Linked DNA regions of Homo sapiens: region 2 is linked to region 1. A link is a contact called in ENCODE Hi-C data. All regions are on one chromosome and are shown on one strand. The core of a region is the stretch at or near the end of the contact, and the rest is flanking DNA. Distances in the headings are between cores, read along the strand shown.

Region 1 (3,785 bases), core at 569-3,068:
CCCCATCTAACTGATCTAATCAATGACTCCGAAGAGCCGGGGCTCCTGGCCCCGCCCCCGCCATCCTCTTCTCCGCCTCCCATTGGACGCGGGCCGAGAAGGCAGGGCCTTGCTCCTCGCTCGGATTGGCTGACAGGGAATCAGTATCAATGTTTAAGCGGCGGCGTGAGGTGAATAGAGTCAGTCAGCAAGAGACGCTGGGGAGAGAGCAGGGATCGCGAGCCCGGCGGATGCGGCAGCGGCGGAAGGCGGCTGGGGAGACGCTACTCCAACTGTTGAATTGAATTTTCACCTTTCCTTTCATCCGCTGCTTTGCTTGCGGAGATGGATTTATTTGCTTTGAAATCCGCATATCTTTCTCAGACTGTGGGGTGATCCCGGCAGACACCAGACTGAAAGAGACCACCCGTGACAGAAAAGGAGGAATTAAAAAAAAAAAAAACCTCCACAACAGACTGCACAATTAACTGTACACATCGATGTTGGACTTTGTGAATAGAAAAAATTGAGAGGAAAATCTTGAACTATGATGCGAGGCTAAGCTGGGAACAATTACTGGAAACCTGATTTTGTTTTTCCTTTTCCAAGACTCTGAAAAATTTCGGGGTACCTCTCGCCTAACCAAGAGGAAAGGTTTAAAAAAAATAAACAAAATAAATAAACCAATACACCTAGCAAAGCAGACGCCTTGTTTTCCAGAACCTCGGACTCCGGCAGAAAGAGGTAGAGTAAAAGTGCTGCTAGATTCAGCTTCACCTTCTTCCCTCCATCCTTTTCTCTTGCATTTTCTTTTTCCCCAAAAACATGAATCTGGTTTTTCTTTCTATAGACTGAGTCAGAGAAAGCGTTAGGAAGAAGCCGCAACTAATGTCTGTGAAGGGAGGACCATGAGGCGAGAGTGAATACGATTCGTTCCGCTGCTTCTGACTCATCCGGCAGATCGGAACACCTGCATTTCTGGATGTGTCATTCCCGTATGTCGAGGCGCCTCCAGAACCCGAAATAATGTGTAGACAGACCTGTGTCTAACATCCCCTCGGAGGGAGCTCCCCGGGGTAGGAGCCCCTGGCTGGACCGCCGCGGCCGCAGCTCTGCACCCCCTGCCCTCCCTGAGTCGCCCAGAAAAACTGAAAGAGAGACTGCAGAATGCATCACGCCAAACCTTGATGTGTTGCTTTCATCCAGCCCACTCCTCCTACTATAAGAGAAAATTGAAGGAAAAAAAAAAACACGTACTTTATTTGCTTCAAATATTCATCACTTTTATTCCTCGCCAAGGTTTTCTTTTCTAGATGAAGAGGACTGGGAGGCAGGGCTATTGGAAGGAGATGCTGAATAGAAAGAAAAGAGGCACTTGACAGCCCAGCCCTGTGAATGCAGAGACTGTTTCCCTTCTAGCGAGAGACAGGGAGAGTGTGTGTGCAAGGACTGGGAGGGAGGCTCCCCCTTCCTTTTTATTCGGCCTCCCCCCTCCTCCTTTAAATGTGCACGTCCAACCATGAGTTGCCTGTTGATTTCCCTTCGCCTGGGAAGAAAAGCAAACTGGAATTAAACTGCTTGGAGAGAAGTCCTTGCTCGCGGGGAGAGGATGGGATGGTAGCGGAGGCTACTGGCTTGGCGTAGAGAAATCAGAGAGTGTGTTCTACGAACAGAGGCGAAGATTTATCTCTCTACTTCCCCCCTCCCAATAGACTCACACAGCAAATGCTGATCAGGCTGTGGCTTTCTTGATTTCGGGGGAGAGCCTTTTCCGAGGAAGAGAGGGAGGAGCCTGGTGGGGAGAGGAAACTACAAATCGGGACACTAGTTCTTTACGCTGCATTTCCTCCCCTCCCTTTGGCTGCTCGGAAAGGAGAGAGAGGAAAAAAAAAATACGCTTGGCTGGTAGATGCAGTCCGCCGCCGCCGCTGCCTCAGCCAGCAATGCAAGATTAGATCTCTAAATGCAGCAAAACACTGCCTGAAAACAGACCGGCCCGCGCAGCAAGCAGACATTTCACGGTGCGCTGGGGAAGCTTCAAAATATATCTGTGACTCTGTCTTCGTTGCTCTTCATCCCCATCAATTTCATCACGGGAGGCGAGCAGCAAGTAAGAATTTCACTTTCGGATCTGCCTAGAGACACACCTCCCTGCTCCCTCCCCCACTCGATGTGAAGAGTATTCCGGAGTCTCCGGGCGGGAGTAGATTTGCAGCACCCTAGCGGGAGCGAGGAAAACCTACTGATTCTTTAGCTCATTATCATCTCTCCCAGACGAGATTTCCTTCTTATCGCCTGCCTCATCGCTCAAGTTTGAGCCTCCCGAAGTCCGGGCGGGAGAGACGAAACCCCTGGCTCACCCCCAGCCGCAGGAAGCCACCGCCTTGCTCCAAGCCCCTGCAGCTCTGCTGCACCGCAGCTTCTCACCCAGTGCGGATGCTGTAGATCAACAGGTTCAGGGAACTTGAGCAGAATAAGGAGAGACCACCGGGTGCCGCAGCTCGGGTGCAGAGGGAAAAAAGGACCCATAGACTTGTGGCTCGCGTCGCGCGCGCACGCTGCGCCAGGGCCCCAGGCTGGCGCGCACTCCCTCTCTGGCTCCTCCAGTCCGATTGCTCCTGCCCCCACCTTACAGGTCTGGGATGTACCTTTCCATCTGTTGCTGCTTTCTTCTATGGGCCCCTGCCCTCACTCTCAAGAACCTCAACTACTCCGTGCCGGAGGAGCAAGGGGCCGGCACGGTGATCGGGAACATCGGCAGGGATGCTCGACTGCAGCCTGGGCTTCCGCCTGCAGAGCGCGGCGGCGGAGGGCGCAGCAAGTCGGGTAGCTACCGGGTGCTGGAGAACTCCGCACCGCACCTGCTGGACGTGGACGCAGACAGCGGGCTCCTCTACACCAAGCAGCGCATCGACCGCGAGTCCCTGTGCCGCCACAATGCCAAGTGCCAGCTGTCCCTCGAGGTGTTCGCCAACGACAAGGAGATCTGCATGATCAAGGTAGAGATCCAGGACATCAACGACAACGCGCCCTCCTTCTCCTCGGACCAGATCGAAATGGACATCTCGGAGAACGCTGCTCCGGGCACCCGCTTCCCCCTCACCAGCGCACATGACCCCGACGCCGGCGAGAATGGGCTCCGCACCTACCTGCTCACGCGCGACGATCACGGCCTCTTTGGACTGGACGTTAAGTCCCGCGGCGACGGCACCAAGTTCCCAGAACTGGTCATCCAGAAGGCTCTGGACCGCGAGCAACAGAATCACCATACGCTCGTGCTGACTGCCCTGGACGGTGGCGAGCCTCCACGTTCCGCCACCGTACAGATCAACGTGAAGGTGATTGACTCCAACGACAACAGCCCGGTCTTCGAGGCGCCATCCTACTTGGTGGAACTGCCCGAGAACGCTCCGCTGGGTACAGTGGTCATCGATCTGAACGCCACCGACGCCGATGAAGGTCCCAATGGTGAAGTGCTCTACTCTTTCAGCAGCTACGTGCCTGACCGCGTGCGGGAGCTCTTCTCCATCGACCCCAAGACCGGCCTAATCCGTGTGAAGGGCAATCTGGACTATGAGGAAAACGGGATGCTGGAGATTGACGTGCAGGCCCGAGACCTGGGGCCTAACCCTATCCCAGCCCACTGCAAAGTCACGGTCAAGCTCATCGACCGCAACGACAATGCGCCGTCCATCGGTTTCGTCTCCGTGCGCCAGGGGGCGCTGAGCGAGGCCGCCCCTCCCGGCACCGTCATCGCCCTGGTGCGGGTCACTGACCGGGACTCTGGCAAGAACGGACAGCTGCAG
Region 2 (3,785 bases), core at 542-3,041, 610 kb after region 1:
GTATTTTTTTTAGTAAGAGATATCTTAAGAGGGAAAAAAGAATCCTACAGAAATTTAAACTGATATTTCATTTGTATAAAAAAGGACATAATAAATTATGTTAAGGTAATTAGGAAGCAAAATTTTCAATGTAAGAAAAAATACAAATATAAAATGAACAAAATTAAGTTAAAATCATATATTTAATTTGATTTAGAAACATTACTATAAACTTGCTTTATTTTTCTCTGTCTTAAAAAATATATTTCCAGTTTTTATTCCCAGCTTTCCTTCCAAGCACCAACATGCTTTCAGCACAGGTCATTACAAGAAACAGTTCAGAGTAAATAAAATTCTGAATATCATCAAGATGGTGGACCAGAAGCAGCTCAAGTGCACCACTCTGATGGAGAGAAAAATAAAAGAGCTAGTGAACACTGACCCTACAAGCTGCTCCGCTAAGAAACCTCATCAAGGTCTATCAAGGCAGCAAGGGGACACAGAGAGCAGAGAGGAGCAAAGCTGCGCAGCAGCCCATCTGGGGTCAATGCAGAGCCAGGAGGAGATCCCAGCACAGGAAAGGGTGAGTGAGTGAGAGCCTCACAGGGATTCACACTCTCCACAGGGACCTGCGCAAGCCTGGGAACAGGAGAATACCCCTGGCCCACCATGCTGCTAAACTGAGGAAGAAAGCCACCTGGAGTTTTTGCAGAGGCAACTGTCAATTCCAGCAAGACTTCTACAAGCCGTGGACTCTGAAACAGATTGGCACCAGTGTCATAGCCCCAATAGAAGTTGCAGTCACAGTGCCTAGGAGCAGTAAGATTGCTCCACCTCCAATAGCCCTCAGTGCCAGCTTTAGACCCAGCAGTTCCACTTCTGCCTGAACTCAGTCTGTGGCTGCAGCCTCTTATTGCCCCAGGAAAAACCCAGACAGCAGGACAGGTAACTCCACCTGTGGCTAGAGCCACAGGTGCTAGAGCTTCCAGCCTAGGGGACTTGCTTCTGCCTGAATTCTGCTGAGGCACACAGGTTCCTGTTGCCCTGCGAAACACCTGGAGTGCAGGGTGTCTGTGCCTCTCCTAGCCATGTGAGGCACGCCTGCTTCCAGGCCAGCTGTCCTGCTTCTGCCTGAACTATGTGAGAAGGCAAAACACTGTGTTCTCCTGGGAAGCACCTTAACAGCAAATTTGGCGACCCTATCCATGCCGCAGCTCCTAGCCAACTGAGATTTGCTGGCTTGGGTGGTGCCCAAGCAGAGGGAACCCTCACTCTTGGATCAGTGAGAGAGGTGAGATGCCCAGCTTTGCAGGCTCGTGAAGGAGCAGGCGGTGCCTCCCTCTGCAGGGCCAATATGGCAAGCATACAGCCTGTCTGCCAACTACGGCCCCTGCATGAGGGAGCCCTATGGACCAGAACACTCGACAAAAGCAATGCAGGCATGGAACCAGTGGTCAGAGCGAGCTCCTCCAAGTCCCAGGAGTGGACTAGGTAAGAGGGCCATCTCTTTCCCTCTCCACCACAGAGCACTACTTCCAACCGCACCAAAACACAAAAGAGCTATGCAGCAGGATAAGAGTTAAGCTGCTGGCTAACACTCTTAAGCACCACCCACTGGACTGCAGCCCAAAATACAACACCAAAATATTTTGCCAGTATATAGTGCCTTTAAAAATTAAGGCAAAGGCTTCCCCCAGCACCTCACCCCAGCCTACACATGCGCAAGTCACCATGTCGCCGTGGGTGCTGGCACACATAAGAAAGCACAGATCCCGCTGCCATCGCCCTGACAAAATGCTTTGGCTGGCACCCCCCCATCAGAGTGTTGCTGCCAACGGACCAGGAAAACCTCAGCTCCTTAAGCGCAGCAGATTCCTAACCTCGAGGGGCCAGAGAATAAAGCCAGATACCTGGTACCAACCTTCCAGAGTTAGAGCATGCAGCCCAGGAATGCTGAGCTGAGTCCTCTGAAATCTTCCAGAATCAAAGCCAGTTGACTGAACCCACGTTACACCACAATCAAACCCCCAAGGACATCAAAGAAGATAAAAGCAAAAATACCCATCCAAAGGAGAGCACCTTCAAAGACTGAACGAACATCAGCTCACACAGATGAGAAAAGACCAGGGCAAGAACTCTGACAACTCAAAAAGCCAGAGTGTCTTCTTAACTCTAAACAACTGCACTAGTTCTCCAGCAACGGTTCTTAACTAGGCTAAAATGGCTGAAATGACAGACCTAGAATTCAGAATAAGCATGGGAATGAAGATCATTGAGAATTAGGAGAAAGTCAAAACTCACTTAAAGAATCCAAGAAATACAACAAAACATTACAGGAGATGAAAGATGAAAAAGTCATTTTAAGGAAGAATCAAACTGATTATAGAGCTGAAAAACAAACTAAAATAATTTCATAATACAATTAGCAAGCATTAACAACAGAACAGACCAAGCTGAGGAAAGAATCTCAGAGCTTAAAGACCAGTTCTTCAAATTAACTCAGTCAGACAAAAATAAAGAAAAATAATTAAAAAGAATGAAGGATTCTTCCAAGAAATACAGGATTATGTAAAGAGACCAAATCTACCACTAACTGGCATCCCTGAAAGAGAAAGAGAAAAACCAAGCAACTTGGAAAACATATTTGAGGATCTCATCCATGGAAATGTCCCCAACCTTGCTAGAGAGACCAGCATTCAAATTCAGGAAATGCAGCAAACCCCTGCAAGATAATAAACAAGAAGGACATTGCTAAGAAAGAAAAAAATATTAAAGGTAGATAGATAGAAGAGGTAGGTTTTAAAGAGACCCCTGAAACTATTGCTATGGAACAAAAGATGAAATGCTCCTGATTACTGTAAATACAAATTTGCATGCAGGATTGTGTAAAGACAATGCCAGGTTGGACTGCCAGAATGAGCCAACAGCACATGATGTGCTTCCCCCTGCAGAGAGCCTATGAACGGACATGCAGTCAGGGAGGTTTCACATCACCAAGATTCCTATCCCAGAAAAGCAGATGCTCATAGCTCTGGGAATGGAATGCGACCCTTGTGGAGAGCCTATAAATGGACGCATGGTGGGCGCCTGTCCATATGGATAAGATAAGGCTATAAATGCCCTCATCTTGCCACGGCTCTTCTAGGCCTCTTTAGGGTTAAGGCATACTCCCTTCTGAGAATTTCTGGTCTAACTGGTTGCCTAGCTTCACGTCCTGTTTCTATGGATTGTTTGCAACCAGCTTTTGCTGCAACTGTTACTGCTGATTAATATCTTGCTAATCATAGGTTATGAAAGACTATGTTTCTGTTTTAAGGCTCTGTTAGAAATTACTGATGCACACACTATATTGTAAATTCTTATCTCTGTATACTGTACTTCTGCATATAGATGTTCTGTTAAAGAATTACTTCATCCCCATGTGACCATCTCACCTCATAATCAAATGACCCTAAATCCCTCACTAACCTACCCCCGCCCTCACTAAACTTAACAATAAATTCTGGTATATCCAGCGCATTTGTGGCACTGCAGGACCAGAAGGTGGTGAACCCCCTGGACCCAGCTTTCACTATCTTGTGTGTGTCTATTTTTTCTCGACCTGCCGATCCACCTGGGAGCAAAGAAAAAGCCCCATTGCATTGTGGGCTGCTGGCCAGATCCCGCAATAGTAGGTCACCTACAAAGGGAACCCCATTAAGACCTTTTAGCAGAAACCCCAGAAGCTGGAAAGGATTGAGGGTTTGTATTCAATATTCTTAAAATTAAAATGAAACAAAACTGTAAGCAAGAATTTAATATCCAGT

The links. Hi-C counts contacts between places; a loop is a spot of excess contacts on that map.
Region 2: a map with no recorded cell type shows a loop between it and region 1 (4-fold over the local background). The contact joins the enhancer-like site here to the promoter of PCDH17 in region 1. A Hi-C loop is called at or near these places in 1 of 37 single-sample maps with no recorded cell type.

The regions. Positions count from the first base shown.
Region 1 is chr13:57,629,926-57,633,710 of GRCh38, forward strand. It overlaps PCDH17 (protocadherin 17), which reads left to right and starts at 1,819. Exons shown (of 4, transcript NM_001040429.3): 1 at 1,819-3,785. The coding sequence starts at 2,622. RefSeq lists enhancers at 1-367, 2,326-3,005.
Region 2 is chr13:58,238,325-58,242,109 of GRCh38, forward strand. No RefSeq gene overlaps it. Among named protein-coding and RNA genes, the nearest start is that of LINC00374, 7.1 kb to the left of the region's middle. Within about 2 kb of position 1,792, at least 2 of the 41 ENCODE cell types and tissues checked have a DNase peak (open chromatin) inside an H3K27ac peak, as active enhancers do.